Regions from separate parts of the Mus musculus genome. Here region 2 is linked to region 1. The links are chromatin loops, found by intact Hi-C in ENCODE. Cell type or tissue: heart. All regions are shown on one strand. Each heading gives the region's core, and the rest is flanking DNA. Links, peaks and the distances in the headings are about the cores only.

Region 1 (17,136 bases), core at 5,687-9,686:
CTCCAATGATCACTGTGATGTGGAAGTATAATCCAAGTCAATCGTCATGGTTTATAATTGTAGAACTAGAAAACCAGGCCAAAAGTCAATGGAAAGCCAGGCACAGTAGTACATCTGCAATCCCACTGCTCCTACACTGATTTAAGGGACAGAGGCAGGAGAATTCCCAGAAACCCATGGGCCAGCTGGCCTGGCATAATAGTAGCAAACAAGGGATCTAGCCTCAAAGTTGAAAGAGGAGAGCTAGCACCTAAGCTTGTCTCTCTGACCTCAACATACACACAGTGACATGAGCCTACACACATACACACACACACACACACACACACACACACACACACACACACACACAGAGAGAGAGAGAGAGAGAGAGAGAGAGAGAGAGAGAGAGAGAGAGAGAGAGAGAGGCCCATTTAAAAGAAAAATACCCAGAGGAATGAGATCATCTCTTGGCAGGGGTATGGAGGGAAGAGAAAGGTTTTTAGGTGAAAATGATTATTAAATTAGGATTGGAAGTATGCCTACATTTGGAGTTCATCACACATTTTGGATTCTGTTTTATTAACCGGCTCCTATGAGCCCCATCTGACCTTTGTCTTGCCACCCTCTGCTAAGCTCCTGGAAGGAAGGGCATGTGCTTCATTCATCACAAGACCAGCAGAGAAGGCTGCTGGCAAGGCAGTTAGAGTGGAAGGGGAAAAAGGAAAGGAAAGAAACACACACTCAAGGAGACTAGATTGGATTTTTATACCTTGACTCCTGGACAACTGCATTTTGAGATAACTCATCCCTTCCTCTCCAGGCTGTGTCAAATAAGACAGTGGGTAATGGGGTCTGTGAATGGCTTGTAGACAGTGGGTAATGGGGTCTGTGAATGGCTTGAAGGCAGTAGTAACAGGGTCTCTGCACTCATGACATTGGACTATTATAACCTAGTGTTTGGAATCACATTAAACCTATACATTCATTTTTGGTTTGTTTTTTGTTTTAAAGATTTGTTTGTTTGTTTGCTTATTATAAGTACACTGTGGCTGTCTTCAGGTACACCAGAAGATGGCATCAGGTCTCATTCAGATCTCATTACAGATGGTTGTGAGCCACCATGTGGTTGCTGGGATTTGAACTCAGGACCTCTGGAAGAGCAGTCAGTGCTCTTAACTGCTGAGCCATCTCTCTAGCCCAACCTTAACATTCTTTAGGGCAAAAATACTTTGTAGCCAAGTTTTGTGCCCTAAGCATAAACCACAGGGCCTGACCCACAGAAGATGCTCTTTAGCATCCGTTAAGTGACAGGGGACCTAGTTTTGACTATAGAGTCTTGAGCAAACTGTTCCTCAAGAACTCCTCAAGAACTGGGCCACACAGGGAATGAGGGACAACCATTCCTATCCTGAGAGAGCCTTTACTTTCACTTGTGTGACCAGAAGAGGCAGAACCAGAGACAGGGTGGAGAGCCACTCAGGATGATGGTCAGAGTAAGATACCACTCAAAGCAAAAACAAAAGTGCCGTGTGTGGGAAGGTTAGAAAGAGGGGACATAACATCTGGCTTAGGGGTCTGAAGAAACCTGAAAGGGGAGATCTTGAAGAAGTGTTCTCCACTGCTGACAAGAAGTGGCAAGGGGAAGAGAGCGCATCGTGAAGGTCGTGTCATTTTACAAAATGAAGAAACACAACCAGGAAGGTTACCAGAAACACTGGCAATTACTTGGGGAGAGCTCCACGCTGCCATGGGAGAGTGCGTGCCACAGTCAACAATGGGTGTATTTAAGGAAGCGAGGCCAGGCAGTTTTCAGAGACAAAAACGAGGAGTTACATCAGATATTTTGAAACAATAATCTTTGGCCACAGTGAACCACAGACAGTTGCTGGGCAGATGTCCTTGAAGATAGACTTTTGTTTTAGGTTTCGGAGGCCTGGGCGAAAGATGGATTCTTCGGTGGTTTAGGGAGGGGCTCGGGGGTGGTTTCTATCAGCAAGCACAAGGAAGAGCATCCTTCCAAGGTCTCCCCACTCTCAGCCTTCTTTCCTTTCTCATACTTGTGGTTGCTGCTGCTGTCAGGGCTGACTGGCAGCTACGACACTTCTTTCCCAGGCAGGGGGAGAGAAGATGGATAAACAGGCAGGCTCCAGGAAGATGCTGGGCACCAACTCTTTAATAGAATCTTGAGGTGCCTGCAGCAATGGGAAAACTGCTCAGGGCAGTGGTTCAGAGCCACATGACACATGTACAGAAAAGCCCGTGCCTCAGGGAACTTCAGAGGGTCTTGAAGCAGAGTCATGATATAACCAGAGAGCTGTGTTCTACACAAGAGTCTTTTCTTTTTCTTTTTTTAATATGTGAGTACACTGTCGCTGTCTTCAGACACACCAGAAGAGGGCGTCAGATTTAATTACAGATGGTTGTGAGCCACCATGTGCTTGCTGGGAATTGAACTCAGGACCTCTGGAGAGCAGTCTGTGCTCTTAACCACTGAGCCATCTCTCAAGCCCTATGCAAGATTATTAATGCTGCCAGTCATTTTTCCTGTATCTCAAAAGATGACAGATTGCAATGCAATAGGCCACACGAACAAAGCACACTGAGTTTAATCTGCACAATAGTTGAAATTGTAAAATATAACCCTGTAGTTAATGACTATTAAGGAATATATTATAGGGGGTAAAGGTGACAGAATCCACCGTTAGCTATCTATTGCTAAGCAACTTAAAACAACACATTTATTACCTCTGGTCTTTTTTTTAAAGGTATTTTCTTTATTTATATTTCAAATGTTATCCCCTTTCCTAGTTTTGCCTAGTTGGCCATCAATGGGAGGAGAGGCCCTTGGTATTACCTGTTTTTGAGGCTGGGGGGAGGCAGCTCTTACTTCAGAGCATCTCAAAAAGCTGCCATCAAGGTGTCAGTCAGGGCTAGGGTCTTGATGGAAGGCTCAACTTGGGGTAGATTTGCTTCTATGAAGTGATTGCTGGTAGGATTTGGCTGATGGCACCATGGGACTTTGGTTCCTTGCCTTCTTCTGCACTTTGGAGGTTGCAGGCCCTCCATGCCTCTCCACCACGGCGCCTTACGTTATCAAAAGCAGACAGGGAGCTGCTGAGTCTCTCATAACTTTGGGAGAAACATCCTTTCACCATTGCCAGGATTTTATTGTAAAACCACCATCCTCCAGGAAAGGGGTTCCATAGGACTGTAAATGCACCAGACAGGGATCTCTTGGTGCCATCTCTGGAGGCCTGTCTGTCATCTCAGTATTTCACAGAATTCTTATTAAAATTCACAAAACTCACAGTGAAATGAGGAGGAATTTTCAAACAATTATGGCCAAATGACCTGACAGATCTTGGGATCCATGCAGAGAAAGAGTTCACTCCATGGAACGTCACAGTCAAGGATTAAAAATTGTGTCGGTGAGTACTGCCTTAGAGAGATGGGGTCCTAAGATGCAGGGGACTGGGCAACCACAGAGCTCCTCCTCACAGTGAACACCCATCCCCTGCATCCCCAACCGCATGCATGGCTGTTTGCAGAATGAAGCTCTGCCAGTCTCCTTCCATTCAAATCCTCAGCCCTGCTCAGGGCCCGGACACTGGAGTTGTGTGTGGATGAAATAAGATACTCCGTCTGGTTCATATCCTTCCCAGGAGTGCTTCCTTCACATAAAGAATGTGCCAGCTGCATTCCTGAAGATGGGAAAGCAAATGCTGCCAGGACTGATTTGGGATTCTTGGAGGAACATCGTTAGGACAGACAGAAGAGGGACAGTGAGACAGGGGGCAATGGGATGAGTGTTGGTGACGATTCATAAAGCACTGTGCCTTTGATCTACAGGTCACCAGCTATTAATGGATTGCCCTGAGACATCCCTCCCCTTGCCATATACATTCTTGGAATTCTTCCAGAAAAGCCTCAAACCTTAGGGTTATCTTTTTCCTTTGTGTAATGCACTGGTCTTCCATTTATCATCCCTATGCGGTCGTGGGTAAAATTTCACCTTTTTTGTTGTTGTTCCAGATCCAGGCACACATAAGCACTGTCCCTGTAACTGATGCTTTGTGGATCCTGCTAGATATGCCGATCAGTAACTTCTCAGACAGCTCAGACAAAAGTTACCACCCAGCCAGAGCTGTGAGGCAGAGCGTCTCATGCACGGCCTTGCTAGTCAACTTGGCCTTCAGACGTTATCGCTGAATTTTTCCATCACACGACAGTGCCTGGTGGAAATGCCACAGGATATTAAACATGTCAACACCACACTTTTCAAGAAATGTGAGAAGCTGGCTCCAGCCACTAAGATGAGCATGCTCAGTCAGTGAGTAAGGCCCAGCCTCCCTTAGGTTAGCCCCCAGCGTTTCCCCAGACACCAATGTGGAAAGGCATAGGCTCTGGGCTGAAAGACATCAAAGAAGGGAAGAGTCTAGAGTACAGTGTCAAACAATACAAGTTATGCCAGGGAGTTAGCAACTTAGAGTTGTGCAATGTTAAACTCTTTGAGGAGAGGTTTGGTGGTCGGGGTGAATGGAGAGATTAGTTATATGCAGTTCACTTTGGGTTTCTATTGTCAAATCTCACTTCGAAAAGCCATATACTTTCTCTTAATGAGAGGGTGGGGGCAGACAGATTTAGAGAGACAGAGAAATAGGCAGGCAGGCAGGCAGACGGACGGACAGACAGGGGTGGAGTTGGGGCTGTGTGAACCACACTCCAGAGATCATACTGAGTGCGGCCACGCTGCTGCTCACGTTTGGAGTTTTCCACTGTGAATACAATACACATTTGGAACAAGGCACAGAACAAAACCACTCAGCTCAATGACTCATGGCACAAGAACCACATTAACCGCCACCCCAGTTAATGAAGGTGACTTTGCTACTCCCCAGAGCCCTTTATGTACCTCCCAGCCAACACCCACCTGAACCCACAAGAGCAACCAGTTTCACTCACCCTGAGGTAATCACTACCTCTCCTTTTTTACTGACTTAACACCAAGCACGAGGCAGTGAATAACGTAGCTTAATTCCACTGCTCTTTGAGCTTCTATTATGTCCACAGGGGGAAAGAAAGCATGCATACAGGGTGTTAAGAAATCCACCGATGCTGCTGTGGCTGTAGGGAATTCATTATCATCGACGCAGACTGTTGGACTGCACGCCTGGTCCAAGTCTACCTCTGGTAGACGGGTGAAGGGCTTCTACCCGGGGCCTCTGATGAACAATGCTGCTGCAGACAAGCCTCTGTGAGAGCTACGGTCCACACATGGACAGATTTGCACTGTGTGCATCTAGAGCAAAGTTGGTGGGCTGTAGGGTATGCACAGCTTCAAAAGATCGGCAGGGTTTCTAGGAAGAGTGCTTATATAAAGCTGTCATTCCCGGCAGTCACTTTCCTCTCTCAGGAGCACGTAGTAGGTACTGCCACTTAACCATTAGCCACTGATAGAGTCTGTGCTCATCTCTGATTTTAATTTCATGACTCAAGTTGAGTCTTAGCACTTGTTTTGTATTTATATTTGGCTATTCCCTTTAGCACAATGCTCAATTCTTTAGTTGGGTTGTTTGGTTTTCTTTCTTTTTATTGGCTTATAAATGCCAGGCACACACAAACACCTCACCCTCTCTCTGGCGCTAACCATCTCCCCCAGGTAGCCCAGGCTGACCTCAAATGTCTAATCCCCCTGCTTCAGTCAGCCTCCCAACAGCTGGGATTATGGGAACGGGCCACCACACCTGGCTCCTTGTCACGTCTTTAAACAACTTCTAACTTGAATGTAGGCCAATCTTTTAAACAACTGTCTCTGCCAACCACCAGCATGGTATAATGGAGGGGCTCAGAGGCCCCACCCTCTCTGGGGAGCTACTGACAGCTAACGGCTGCTGAATGACAGACTGGAAGTCATTTTCTTCATGACACAAGCACTGGTAAGTTACCCACACTTCAGTAAATAACCTCACACCCACGTGACTGCAAATATCCCTAATTAAGTTCAGTGGGTTGTTAAAACAAACAAGATATAAAAATGGGGGGGGGTCTTGTTAGGGAGAAGCTTTAGAAAGAGTGGGAGGGGAGGGGAGGGGATCAGAGAGGAGGAGAAGGAAGGGGAGAGGGAGAAAGAGAGAGGAGGAGGAAAGAGGAAGAGGAGGAGGAGCGGTGGGGGGAAGAGAGGAAGAAGGGGAAAGGGGGAGGCACTGCTGAGACATAAGCCTGTCTCTGGCCAAGCAGCTGTAGAATTACTGAGACTGCTTTATCAGCCCTGGCACCAGACTTCCTAGAGGCCGACGATTTCAATAAGTAGCGTTGAAGCTCCACAGACAACTGAGATATTCTGCACCATCGTTTCTCAAAATACAGGGCTATGACCGCCCCCCTGCACCCCCAAAACACACCAGGGATTATAGAAACTGGAGCCACGCTGCAGGTCGCCCTCATCCAGGGACTTCACGGCCCCTGAGAACTGACAGATCATCAGCAATGCCCGTTTCGATGACACCAAGAGTTACTTGTCTTATCTGCACACAGAAAACTTCACCTAAGTCCTCTGATAACTCTGGCTGGCCAGCAGTTGAGGAGACTGAGGCTCAGGGAGGTTGGGGGGCTCGACTGTGGCCATAGCTAGGAAGGGATAAAAGCTGGGCTTTCAGTCTAGTTAATCCAGGCAGTCAACTGCCCACTTCATCTTATAGAAACCTGTTATACATTAGCTGTACCAACTAAAGAGGCCTGCCATGGCACTGCTGCTCATGCAATACCAGGCTTTGATACCCTCCTCTCCAGTCCCTGCCCACAGCCTCCCCCCTCCTGATTGTTTCCCCATCCTTAGTCTCTTCTTCCTTCCGGCCATCCATCCGTACCACCTTTTCCCTTTATCTTTCTAACTTGGCTCCTTTCTTCCTTTACCTAACAAATAAAATAAAATAAAATAAAATAAAATAGTCCATCATTCTCCACTGCCCCTTTCCTTAGCCTCACCCTCAGCCCAGAAACAAGGGAAAGCTCGCTACAGATGGAAACCCAGAGAACAGCAGGGCTTTGCAAGCACTAGACCATGGGGAGCCCTAGGAGTCTACAGCTAGCATTGTGCCAGTGGTTATCATCAAATGGTTTCTTACTTGCCCTGTTTTTCTGTTACATATTTTCATTTCCAAAGCCCTGATGCCTCTTCTTGGCTGCTGATGTTATTATATGCCTGCTCTACAAGGCTATAGATGAAGACACAGGCCTGAGAGGTTATGAGTCTCTGAGTCTCCTGAAAGCACACATTGGCCTGTGAGCAGCACTAACTCTATACAGATACTGATAGCCACTTGAGCCCCCTGTCTGGAGAAAGTTAGCCATGCGTGGGTTAGCTCCTTCACTTTGCTATGATTTACCATCCCCTCCCCCTTTCTGGCAAGAACATCACAAAAGATTAAAAAATGGCTCAGAGTTACCATTCAGAAGACCATAATAATATCAGTTTTCCGCCTTGTAGCCCTTGGCAGGACTCCCTTTTCATAGATCACAATGTGGGCACAGGGCCAGGAGATGGCGAGGGTGACTCACGGGTCACTGCAGTTTATAAGTCAGAATAATAAAAGGGAAGGCAGATCTGACATCACTGGCAAGGGGAAATTTTTTGGTGTTGTGTTAAGCGAACTAATTACAGCCAGCTCTGCAGAACGTGGGAGGAGGACAGTGTGGCTGAACAAAGCCAAGCCCAAGGAAGGGGCAAAATAAAATAAAATAGAATAAAAATTGCCCATAGAAAGCCAAACTCTGATACTGCAAAAGGAGTCACATAATGCATTAGCGGCTGTTTGTCCGAAGGTCAAAGGAAAAACTAAAACAGTCTATGGGCACAGATGTTGTTAACCAGGGGGAGGAGAAAGTGTACCATGCCAAGTAGCAAGAGGTACACCCAGCCACACAGCCCAGGGTTTACACGGCCTCTGCTGCAAGCCACACATCTCCACTCCTGCTAACTGAAAGCACAGAGGAAACAATTCAAGAGCCAGCTCAGCTTTTGCGTTCTCCTGGTGAAGAGCAAACGAGCCACAATTATTATTAGGTCTTGGCTGTGAAAGGCGGAGCCCAAGGCTACCTGCAGCCCACGAGGATTATGCTCTTATTAGTATAGTCCTGGGTTTAGTGGCAGCGTCTGTCTAAGGAATACAGCTACTATATTTGAGCGCATACCTGAGTAAGCAGCATGTTGATTGAAGTCTATCTATTTATAAGCTCTCCTGCGTGCTGTGAGAAACCCAGCTGCATTGCCACAGCACGGGCCCCTCCACCCGAATGAAGGCTCTTGGCCATCTCACTTCAGGGCCTGCTGAATGAACAGGCAGACAGGAAGTGTGTGGCATCCACTTCGGAGATTTTATTCCTCACTCTTGGCCAGGAGAGTTCTTATCTAAACAGCAACTTAGGTTGACATGGATGTTATAAAAACAAAATGGAAACAAAAACCAAACCCTTTTCATTGGGCTCAAGTACAGCTTTGAGCTGGTAGAACTACAACTAGTGGTATAAACTGGATAAGGTCCTGCAGAGCCCGAGCTACCAAGACCTGAGGGTACGTCACAGTCCTCAAACTGAGTCTGGGAGGTAGTAGACCGCAGCATATGCTCATCAATTGTCCCACGTTTCTGAGTGGGTGGCACTAACAACACACCCAATAGGAACAAAAGTGACATGGAAAGTCTATCATTTTCTTCAGCGTTTGGGTCCCTCGCTATCATGATGAAGCTTCACATAACAGAGGGCCACGTGTTCCGCCCTTAAATGAGCCAGAGTAGTCTACAGGGCTCTGTAGTTCACTTCCACTTGTCTATACTCACTCAGGGTCCTAGTTAAATATGCTTCATCTCTGGGAAAAGGCTGACAAGGAATTTACTAATTAATAATCCTAACAAATCATAGGCTATTATCAACTAAGACCTCACAGAATTTCTTGGGGAACTCAGTGAAGAAAGGCAAACTGTCAATCCCAGCACTCGGGAGGCAGAGGCAGGCGGATTTCTGAGTTCGAGGCCAGCCTGGTCTACAGAGTGAGTTCCAGGACAGCCAGGGCTACACAGAGAAACCCTGTCTTGAAAAAACCAAAAAAAAAAAAAAAAAAAAAAAAAAAAAAAAAAAAAAAAAGAAAGAAAGAAAGGCACACTGTCAACGTGGTCCCACTGTTCACGAGAGAAGGCAAATCAACCAATTATTGGGAGAGCCTATCCAAGCAGCAGGGAAAACTCGGGTTTTGGGATCTGCCTATTTCTTCTCTTTCCAGAGCTGAGCTGACAGGGCTCAGAGAGAGACGTGACAGCTGGCCAGTAATATTGATTCAGCGACTGACTGCTGCTAGCTAAGTTTTGGAATGACATCTCTTCTCTTCTGGCAGCTTACAAAGCAAAAGAATGATTCTGAAAAAGAGACATTAGTACTAGAAAACCAATGTTGAAACTACAAAAATTAAGACAGGTGGAAATACAGTATTTAGCCAAAATAGATGACACATTGCACGGAGACTCCACAGCAGTGATCAGATGAGTGGTCCTCACCACAAAAGCTGACGCTAGGTGAGAGCACCCCACCACGCCTACGATTCCAGATCCACCACGCCACACCCACAATCCCACACCCACCATGTCACATCACTCCCTTTTTTGGTTTTGGTCTACACCTCCAAAGGAAAACATCAGCAGCTCTCTTTTGAGCAAACAGCCCATGACAAAAGAGAGGCTGTGACTCAGCATAGCTATGGAGAAGACAACAGAATGCAGGTGACTGCTTTGCAGTGTGGTTTGTGACTGCTACAACTGGAACTAAAAGGAGAATAAATTGATTCATTTGTTCACTTGATTTCAGAACTCATGTTCTTTTGGGCATTTCTTTTCTTCCCATCTCTCTTTTACCTGCTAGGTACTGACAAAGCGTTCACTTAAAGCCTTGCTCCACCCATTGCCACCCACCATCCACATTCACGTCCTATCTGCCCGATATTCACCCACCCACCCCACTCCCCAGTGGCTTCCCTAAACGACTAAGTCATAATTCCTGTTACCATCTCATGACACTGAACTTTTTCAGGAGTACTGTCTTTTAGAGCAGAAACTTTGGACATATTTATTCCCCTGGAAAGCTAGTATGATAATAGAAAAGAGAAGCAGATGGCTAAGGAATTAAGAATATTTAGAACTGGTAAGCATTCATAAGCAAAATTCACCTATGAAAGAATTTTTTTAAAGATCCTCTAAGTGTTAAGACTACTTTATGTTGATGGATCATGAAATGTTAAATTCCAAAGACAGCTAAAACCAGAAAGAAACTAGCGGTAGAAATTATTCCCAATTACAAATAAGAACATGGAAAATACAAGGGACAAGTGATTCACACTGTGCATGGGACCCAAATCTGAGCAACGCAGGCCAGAAACCAAACAATTCCTTTCTCTGACTTCTGTGGTGAGAGTAAGCTCAGCAGCTACCTTCAGGATACATGTCCACCGCCATTACTGACAAGCATCTCAGTCAGGCATTGATAGAGGGCACCATTTCTAGCTGTCTCTACCCACAGTAAGCTTATCAAACAACGTCCTTGGGCCTGGCAGTTTCACCATGAAGAGCTAACAGCCCGTTTCCTAGTGGCTAATGATAGAGTCATAATGTGGGTGTACCCCTTCTTTTCTTGCTGTTTCTTGATCTGGAAGCTAAACCACACTCACACTTCCAACTTAGCTAAGTCTGTGTCTGACACAAACACAAGACCCCAACAAGTGTAAGTGTCTCCAGCGCCAAATCCACTCTTTTCTCATTTTAGGACAGTAATGGAGCCAAGCTAATGATTCCACAAGCTTGTGGTATCTCAGTGTCCCCCACCTCATTTATACTAAGTTTTTCCAAAGAATGATATGCTCATGTGGGGCTGAGCAAGGATGAACCCTGTGCTGGCCTCCTTGTGCCAGAATGCTTCAAGAGTGCAAATCCTGAACTTACCAATAACCAAAGGTATAAACAATTTTTCTGTGTAATGAACTTCACAAGTGCAAACATCTGAGAACATCACAAAATAAGGACGTTTGCCAGCAAACAAATTTATTTTAAAAACGGGTATCTTGTGTTTCAGAAATACAGGTACTGGAGGAATTGGAGAAAGCAGAAGAGACTGCGCCACAAGCTGCTTTTCAGTCAGTACCGGTTTCGAAGCTGGTTGCTGAGGTCTTGCAGCTCTGCCTCCAGAGCATTCACAGCTGCTATTTCACTGGCGAGCTCTCCAGAGACTTCTCCACTTACCACATCTGTAAAATTCTGCTGCAATGTAAAAGCAGTACAGCCATCAAAAGGTGAAAATTTCTTCCACACAATACAGACATGGTATTAAGTCATTATAGCAATCTGGAACCCAGTGCTCTCTGCACAGTGCAACTCTAACTGTGCAGCAGCAATGCAGTGTCTGCTCAGACCCCAGAAAGGTACAAATGCAAACTGTGTGCCTGAACTTACAGACTCAAGAGCTCTCCAACTACAGTTCACTGCTAGAGCACTTGCCCAGAGGGTCCAAGGCCGTGGGTTCAAATCTCTACTCTGTTCGTAAATGTTCACTGCTTTTGTCAATGTTATCCAATAGTGTTTGAATGAATGATGTTCATTCGTCCTAACAAAATTCTATCTACTGTGCATGCCTGGTGAGTCAGGAAAACCAGCTTCAAGATTTTATAAGCATACATGGGCAGGGAGGGGAGGCAGGTAGGCTTGCATAGAGTAGACATCTGTCTCACTGTGACATATAATGTATTCGCCTTGCTATACATTGTTTTCATCCCAATTGAATAGATTTGTATTGTTCAATAGCACATCCTAACAGACTGACAGAAACATTGCTACAGTGTGTGGAGAAGAAAAAACCATCTTCTAGGCAAAGAGCCTGAACACACACAGCATATTCTGACCCAGGAATCACAGTACTTACAAATCACAATGAACATGCAGTCCTCCTCAACGTAGCAAGGAGGAGCAGCGAGAAACTGAGGCTTAGAAAGAACCACAAATCTCCAGGGCATCAATCTGCTGCACCTGCAGGGCATCTGACTTAGCTCCCTGGGCTCCACCGACAGCCCTCACGCCATTCTTGGCTGTGACTTGCACAAAGATGAGGTGCTGAGGACAGAGGACTTGCTCTGTCCTGAGAGGACCTGGCCTGAAAGACCTGCGAGCAGAGGCTATTTCAATGAATAGTTTCTGTGCAGATGTTTGTATTGTTGTTTGTTTACCTGGGCTCTAGGAGCTGACCTCCTGCTGTCGTCTCTAGGCAGACAACAGAGGGCAGAGCCCTGCAGACCAAGCCTGCCCAGGCTCTGACAGTTCTCTCTACTCACTTTCACTTTAAAGTGGAGTTCAGTCTGCCTTTCACTTACTTACTTATTTCCTTTAGCAGCAGTGACCTGACGCTGATGGCCTTTCAAGCCCACAGTTCTAGTGAACTCGCAGGTCATTCTTACCTTTGCTTTGGATAACAAGCCACGTAAATTGAGTCGAACTGAAGAAAGTGTTTGTACAGCTTCCTGGGGAATGGACTTGCTCTCAGCGCATTTCATAGCCACTGCAAGATGAACGCAGGGAAGGCATTAGCGCTGTTCATCTACAGGATGACAAAGCAGCCCTTTACTAAGAATTCACAATAATCAGCTTTACAAGTTTGTACTTCCCTAGCCCCTCCCCCTTCACTTTTTTCTCCTTGGTGGTACTGGGAAATCAAACCCAGGCCTGTGCACGCTGGGCAAGCCCTCGTCTGCCACTGAGTTACATTCTGACCCTCCATCCTTCATCCTATATAAGAGAGCACTGCTAAGGAGAATTCGGATGAGTTCCATTAGGCGGGGATCACACACACATGTACGTACACAAACCCACACATATACATGCACACACACCAGTGAATGAGGCAGGCAAATAAAGCCTCACTGGAAAGCAAGGCCCAAGATGGACAGAGGACCAAGATGCAGTGCATCTCAGTAGGCTTCCACGGTCCCAAGTCACTAAGGCGGTTGCGCATCTGACTGGCCCAGCAAAGTGACACACCACATGTGCCAAGCTCACAAGCTTGCTGCATTTTTAAAAAAGATCTATCTATCTATCTATCTATCTAATGATGTGAGTACGCTGTAGCCATCTTCAGACACACCAGAAGAGGGCATTAGATCCCATTAAAGATGGTTGTGAGCCACCATGCGACTGCTGGGAATTGAACTGAGGACCTCTGGAAAAGCAGTTAGTGCTCTTCACTGCTGAGTCAACTCTCCAGCCCATTAAAAAAACTTGCTGCATTTTTTTTTTTTTAAAGATTTATTTATTATAATTAAGTACACTGTAGCTGTCTTCAGACACTCCAGAAGAGGGCATCAGATCTCATTACAGGTGGTTGTGAGCCACCATGTGGTTGCTGGGATTTGAACTTCGGACCTTCGGAAGAGCAGTCGGGTGCTCTTACCCACTGAGCCATCTCACCAGCCCCAACTTGCTGCATTTTTAATTCTCAAAGTTTACAGCATCCCCGGAGAACTGGCACCATCAATCTGCACATCTGCACCCAGGGAGTGGAAGCATGGCCAGGCACCCCGACTCCCAAGCCACTTCTGGCATCAGCACTGAGGGAATCTCTCATCCCTAGAAACGGCCTTTGGCATTCTGGGAGCCTGCTTCTCTGAGACGGAATTCTGACGGGAGACTACTCCTCCCAGAGGAGGATGCCTTGTGTGAACAACTGCAGCCCCTGCACAGACGGGGCTGGGATCTTTCCGTTGTTTTTACTTTTTTGTTTCTTAAAATTATGTTCATGAGCTGGAGAGGTGGTTAAGAGCACTTAGTGCTGTTCCAGAGGACCGGAGTTCAACTGCCAGGACCCAGACAGTAAGTAGGTCACGACTGCCAAGAACCCAGTTTCAGGACCTGGTGCCCTCTTCTAGACTGCAGGCACTGCACACAAATGAGCTCTGACACACACACAAGAAAACACTCATACACATAAACAATAGATTATTAAAAATTATGTCCACTAAATTGCAGATCATAGTTTAAAACTACAGCTTCACAGACCACAGCTGCAGACGCTAAGCAATCAGAAGAAACAACCTGCGGCCCAGCAAAATAGCTTTAATCCTAATTAATAATAACTGTGGCCGGCAAGAATCCTTGGGCTTCAGGTTTCTATCTCAGAACAATGATTAGACTCCACCGAGCCTCACACTGATTGGTGATTAGCCCGGTCTCAGAGGTCGCAGTCTCGCAGCTGCTGGGACTTCCTCAGTAGGGAGGCACTGCTGTCACCCAGAAGAGGTATATAGTTTGCTTAATGCCTAGAAACTTATTCTAGGAACACCCGGAGTTCTTCTAGTTTTAAAAAATCCTTCATTTTTAAAGCGAGGTGTGGTGGTGCGTGTCTTTAATCCTAGCACTGGGGAGGCAGAGACAGAACCCAGGATCTCTCTGGGTTTGAGACCAGCCTGGTCTACATAGTGACTTTGTTTCAGGCCAGACAAGACTGCAAGGAAAGACCCTGTCTCAAAAAAAAAATAATAATAATTCTCATCTTTAAAAAATTAACAAGAAAAAAGCAAAAAGGACAGTCTATCAGTTCCCATCCCAATCTCACTTCCAAAGCCCATTAGAGACAGCAGTTGCTGCGGGAGAGGGAGGAGAGACCTGCAGAGACTGGAAATGACCATGCTCCTTATACTGCAAATAGCACAGAGTGGCAGCAGCTCGGCAGAGGGTCTCCGCAGTTCAGCTCTGCCTTGCTGTCCCAAGCATGCCGCAGCCCCAGCAACGCTTACCCCTGGCAATCCAACAGGCACCAAGATTTCTAAAGTGCCATATTTCCTTTTCAAAGGGTAGGGTGAAGAGACAGTATTGGGGAGAGAGACAAAAAAGAGAAGGGGGTGACATAAAACCTGTGCCAAGTGCCAGAAGATGGCTTTCACGAGTATTTCTCCAGCCTGCACAGCTATGGCGGACAGGTTTAAAACTAGCACTTGGTAATGAAACTATCTGGGTCTGTCTGACCATCACAGAGCTGGGTTCAGAGATGTTTACAGAGGGCAAACTTAAGTAGATAAGATATTCTTCAGAGAAAATTCCACCCTGCTAAGTATACACAATACACATCAGTGGGGGCTCCCCACACATAATACCACACCCACAAAGGCAGAAGGACCAAAGCCCCCATTTGGCTAGCACAGGCCACAGAATTACCACACCCCCAAAACAGACTTCTCCTGTAACCACCTCAGACTTTCTACCTTCCAGCCCCTTAGTTCAGCCTTCTACCTTATCTGCCAATCCTAGGTGGTCCAGGAAACTGGACACTTACATTCTTTCAGTCACAGATCTGAAAGGCCACAGGAAGAATTATTAACTCCTAAGCCCATCTGAACAATCTGAATGTTCTATGGCTTCTTTATAGGCAGTTAAACTTCATCCCCATCCCTCACGTAGCTCTCTTTGAGTTCCTTATCATATGGACGAGATCCTCTACTTCAAAAGAAACAGGGTGGGTGGGGGTGGGAGAGATTTACATTTAAGGAACATGTGAAACACTGTTAAATAGTAAAATGCCCTTGTGGACTCTTCCTAACAGCATAGGTAAGAAAATTCTCATTTTTACCAACAACCAACCAAAGGCCCAGGGACCTTAGGTCCCTGGCTCAGCGTCACCCAGCAAGCACATGATAAAGGGGGTCTTGGAGCTTTCTCGTCCTTGGTTCCAAAGCTCTGCCCTGCTCGCTGATCCTTGCTGCCTCCTATTTGCCGTCACTACCAGGGCAGTAAAAGTTAGGCGAGAACTAGGAGGCTTACAGTCTCTGTAACTATTTCTAAGACCAGGACTTTACTAAATTCACTGGGATTATAGTCCCAGGGCATAACACACCCACATTCAAATATCAATATAACAATGCACTGCTGAATTTAGTATTTTTCATAGTGCAAGAATGGTCTAAGCCTGCATTTATCTAACAAGTAGACAATTTTATCAGAGGTAAGGTTTTATTATAAGGTAAGGTTCAAATTATAGACTCTAAATTACCCAAAGATAGGAACTTTTTTTGTATTTTTGTATATGTCATAGCTTTTCATATAATGCTAAATATCCAGTGGTCTACATGTTTTAATGATCTTTTTCTTTTTTTGCATTTCTATTTATAAATTAAGACTATCAGGAAGGAAATGTTAATGATTTCCTTAATACAACAACATAATCAACAAAAACTTTGTGTGGAGTAAAGGTTTCTGAGTAGAAAAATACTTCACACTCTAAGGATCTATTAACTCTGTCACTTACTTAAGTAGTATTTAAGCCTCTGTCCTGTTTCATCATATTGCACCAAAGTGTTCTACAGATGTTCCTGAATGGGATGCAACAATATCAATATTCTCAAGTAGTCAGGAGGTACCTGCAATGGAACCTGATTTCTGACTAACACGATTTTATCAGTGAAGAACGCATTGAAATACATATGGATATCAAATACCATGAGCGAGTCCTATGGCTCTTTGAACAACTTCCTTAAATGCTGTAGCATCTTTCTCCCAACAACTGGACTGTGTGTCACACTTGTACGCCTTCGAGAGACACTGGAATGCCTAGGAAATGAGAAGGAACAGCATTCAAAAGAAGGAGCATTCACATTTCAAACTGTTTTCTGAAAGTCATATGGAACTAATTCCAAACTGAAAACCCAGCATCTGCATTGTGAGGCAGTCTCTGTAATCATCAAAGAAAGGGTAGGATGTACATCCAAGAGCAACAAACAAGAAACCTAGGATGCATCTGGACCGCCACCTTTCCCAGAACCAGGAAAATATGAAGGCCAGGCTTGGAAACCTGTAGACGTGTGAAGATTTCCTCAACTGCCAAGCTGAGAGGTGCAGGAGAGAATGAGGAGTGAGCTTGGGGAACAGTATATAATTTCACAGACATTTAAAAGGCTCTTTTGCTCCATCTTAAACATCTTGATGGAGAACTCATGGGTAAGAGTGCTCCTATTTGCAGAAGAGTAAAGTCGGAAAGCAACAGAAGATAGAAAGTAGGAGTGTGCCCATGTGTGTGTGCGTGAAATGTGTGTTCTGAGGGCTGACAAGGCCATAGTAGAAGCCAGCTGTGTGGACAGAAGGATGA
Region 2 (4,000 bases), core at 1-4,000, 210 kb before region 1:
AAAAGAAGAGAAGAGAGTAAAAGAGAGGATAGGAGGAGAGGTAGAGGGGAAGAGGCGGAGAAGAAGAGGAGGAGGAGGAAGAGACTACTACAACAGGAGAGTTGCCAACACAAGAAAGGCTCAGCCCAACACTGCTGGCTTTGAAAATGAACGAGGGAGTCACAAGACAAAGAAAGCAGCAACATCTAGTATTTGAAGAGCAAACTGCTATCCATTCTTCTACAAAGCCAGAAGGAATACAGTGCCAATGACATCTCCTTATAGCTCCCTGGGACCCATCTGAGCTTCCTACCTCAGAACGATGAGGCAAATGTGTGAAAGGACTAGACGTGTGGCAGCTGTAACAGCAATGACAGAGAACTCACACAAACACAATTTTTAAAGCCTCCGCATTTTAGAGGTTACATTTGCAGAGTGCCTACAGTGCAGGCTGGAGGGCACAGGTGAAAATAGATGAATACCTTCAGACAAGTTCCTTAACACCCCCAGCCAACACCTGAGCTGCTGCATCATGTCAGATGGGGATAATTAGTACTACAACTTGAAGGAAACTGGTCTGTGCTGAGCCCTAAGTACCTGGGACAATGGAGGCTTTGGAGTCCTGAAGAAACTGCTTGGAGAGTGGACTGACATTTTTCTTAAGAGACTGGACTCATTTTATTAAGACTACATTTGGTCTCAAGAAACTAGATTCATTACTGAAAGGGGGCTATTAAAAATCAACCCTGGCTCACTTGCTTGCTTCTTCTCTCTATATCATTTTCCTCTCCTCTCTGTCCTTTCCTTCTCTTCCCTCCATACCTACATGGTCACCCAGTCTTGGGCTATCATCCTCCAGAGCGATAAACCAACCACTTTTCTTTGTATTCAGATTCAGGTATTTTGCTATAGCAGCATAAAACATACTAGGACAAGCAGTATCTATTTCACATTCTTTTGAAAAGATTAAATAATATCGTCCCCCAAAGCAATGAGAGCAATGCTTGGCACAGCACAGACACCCAGTAAACACCGGCTCTTACCATCCATCACACAGCGTCATTCCACTGTGCAGATATGAAACAACTAAACTGGGGAACAGACTGGACCCAAACTAGCACTTGCCCTTTTTAGATGAAAATTTTTGAGTTCCTATCAGAAGTCTTTCAACATAATTGACCAGAATTTAAGTCAAGGCAATCGTCGGTTCTTTATCAAACTGCTTGAGGACACTCTTTTCTCATGGGGCCTAGCAGTGTACAGAGCTCTCAAAGAACACGGGCCATCTCCCCCATCTCACCTTATGGTCTATTCTTCCTTCAAAGTCTACCTCGAGAGTTCTTTTATTCCAGTCCCTCAGGGGACCGGGAAGGTGACTCAGTGGATGGGAGTGCTTACTGCATAAGCCTGCAGGCCTGACTTTGATCCCAGCACCCACATTTAAAACAGGGGGTGGGGTGGAACTCACTTTGTAGACCAGGCTGGCCTCAAACTCAGAAATCCACCTGCCTCTGCCTCCTGAGTGCTGGGACTAAAGGCATGTGCCACCACCACCCGGTGAAATGTCCTGTTCTTAACATGGATGGCGCATAAGAATGCCTTTGCTCATCAGTCCCAGGTGACCTCAAGCTTGAAAGGTGGGAAGACATATATGGTGATAAAAACAATCACTGGTCCTGTTTTAGTTCGTATTCCAACGGAGCCTTGGGATGATGCCACAGTCCTCTTCTTCCGCACCATCAGGCCGACAGCAAAGCCTGCATCTGCCTCTCAGACTTGTCAGGCAGGTGAAGAGCACTAAGGAAAGGCCAACTCAGCACCAAACTGTCTGGGACTTTACAAACACAAGCAGTGTAAGCCCAGTGGAGTGCGACTCACACTCTAAGTACCCATGGAACACACTGCAGGCAGCGCCTTTACCACTATCAATACCTTTCCTCTCCAGGCAAAAAGAGAAAAGAAAACGTTAAAAGGCTTTCATCACTTTTGCACATACGCATGCTGAGGCCAGAAGTCGACGTCATTGTCTTTCTCTATCACATCCACATTATTCTTTTTGTATGTGATTTGCCTGCATATATAGCTGGAAGCCACGTGGGTGCAGTACTCACAGAGGCCAAAAGAGGGCGTAGAAACTCCTGGAAATGGAGTTACAGTTGTGAGCAGCCGTATAGGTTAGTACTGGAAACTAAACCTGGGTTCTCTCCAAGGGTACTGAGTGCTCTTAACCGCTGAGCCATCTCTCCAGTCTCTCTACCGCTTGCTTGTTTGTTTCTTTGTTTCTTTGTTGAAACGGTGTTTCTCACTCAGCCTGGTAACATGGCTGGCCAACAAGCTCAAGGGAACACCTGTCTCCACCTCTTAGCATGAGGACTGTAGCTGTGTAGTGCCCACTTTAGCGTTTCGGAAAAACGTTTTCTAATGTTATGCAAAGCTCTGCTGAAGCTCCCCCTGTATGCCTCTGTGTGCAGGGAAGAGAAACTGCAAGGAAAAGTACGAAGAATGTTGTAAACGCAGGGAAGCTCCGAACAGAAGTGCAGGCGAGGCATCACCTCTGTGAGGGGTCCACTTACAGCAGGGGCTGCTGTAAGTCTTAGAGATCACTTTGTGACAGTAGCGATTCGTGCACTGGAAATCCTTTGGCTGTTTTAATACGTTCTATCGAGGCACCAATAGCAAGTATTCACGCTGCAGAACAGGAGAAATCTCTCTCTAAGGCATGCGCCACCACTGCCCAGCTTAAGGCTTCAGCTCTTGACATAGCTTTACAACGAGCTTTCTTATTGTGGGGAACCAAAATGGAGGAAGGTGAGGAAAAGTTCAAATACAGAGAGCAAACTCCTGGGCTGCCGCTGTCTTTGTGGAGGGCAGAGCACTCTAAGGTACCCATCGCCATTGGTGGCAAAGCGCAGGTCTGTTTCAAAGATTCCCAAGGGCAGTAATTGTTGCCAGGAAGGCAGGAACCTGACAGAGTTGAAGCTCCACATTGCCTCTCCTCCTTCGTGGTGGGGACTTCACTCGGCATTTCTCTCATCCAAACCAGGAGATAAATGTCAAGTAGTCATTTCTCAAGAACTTTAAAAGTAGAAGGCGTCCCTTCTGCGTGGACTTTTACAAGACCTCCTCTATATTTAGCAACTATCTGGCCTGCTATAAACTCACTTGGTAAATATAGAACTCATTTCAAGCCAGTCCTGTTTTTTAAAACGAACAAATTCAAATTCACTTCTTTTGCCTTCTTCGCACCCATGAGGGGAAAGTGCCAGGAGAGAGAATTATTAGTGTCTTTAATGAGAAAAACTAGTTTTTCTAGACTAGCTAAGCACCCTCCTTTGTTGCCTCAGGATACCAGGAGACGGAGAAAACCACCAAGCATTACCCCAGAAAATGAGAAGGCCGGGCTGCATGTGAGTTCTCCAGATAGATTTGACATCCATATCCTGAGAGAAACCAGACTTCCTGCTCAGGCTCAAAGAGGGGGACTGGGCACATTGTCTCCTCCATGAGGGCTTCCTCCTCACCCGGCAGAGATAACAGCTCTGCACTTGGCAAAGTGGTGCTCATTGTACCAACAGTCCCCAAACAACTAACGGACCTAGCAAATAAACAATGTCCCTTTGAGCTCTGGGTCAGGCTCCCATGGTCAGCGACTGTATCACCCATCATGAGTAATAGGATAAAAGCGGGGGAGGCATTCTACAAGAACCCGGCAAGCCGTTTTAGAGGCACTGAGAGTTGTAAACGAACTTCTTTGGAAAACATCTAATGAGTTTATGAATGACGAGAGACAGTACAAAGTTGAAGACAGCTGAGCCATTTTGACCGGTGCTCCTGTGTGAATTATTACACAGCTCGTGCACACTACCACCTGTTCACATAAAAATCAAAGACAGATCGGGGCATGGACCTACAACCTAGCAGTGGCTGATCTGGGGCCACCCTGACAGTTTACATCTGAATAACATCTATAGGGCGCAAGTGTGACAGTGACCTCAGTTATCCTGCAGAATTATGAAGTAGA

The links. A loop is a pair of places that touch in the nucleus more often than their neighbours do. Peaks named below come from ENCODE experiments on the same cell type or tissue, not always from the same donor. Only the 100,000 strongest peaks of a DNase experiment are listed, where the experiment ranks them.
Region 2: it touches region 1 in a loop (2.1-fold over the local background); 1 of 42 quality-filtered maps calls a loop at or near these places.

What each region holds. Positions count from the first base shown.
Region 1 is chr17:74,857,474-74,874,609 of GRCm38, reverse strand. Ttc27 (tetratricopeptide repeat domain 27) reads right to left here. Exons shown (of 20, transcript NM_152817.4): 18 at 16,490-16,601; 19 at 12,464-12,564; 20 at 11,040-11,276. The coding sequence ends at 11,154. Among named protein-coding and RNA genes, the nearest start is that of Gm31759, 84 kb to the left of the region's middle. In heart, for the core only: no CTCF peak of the experiment used is centred there; a DNase peak (open chromatin) is centred at 7,519; H3K27ac peaks cover 3,362 bases.
Region 2 is chr17:75,073,591-75,077,590 of GRCm38, reverse strand. The region is part of intron 3 of Ltbp1 (latent transforming growth factor beta binding protein 1); the gene reads right to left. Among named protein-coding and RNA genes, the nearest start is that of Ltbp1, 70 kb to the right of the region's middle. In heart, for the core only: a CTCF peak has its summit at 2,093 (motif pointing right); a DNase peak (open chromatin) is centred at 3,550; H3K4me3 peaks cover 295 bases; H3K27ac peaks cover 2,902 bases.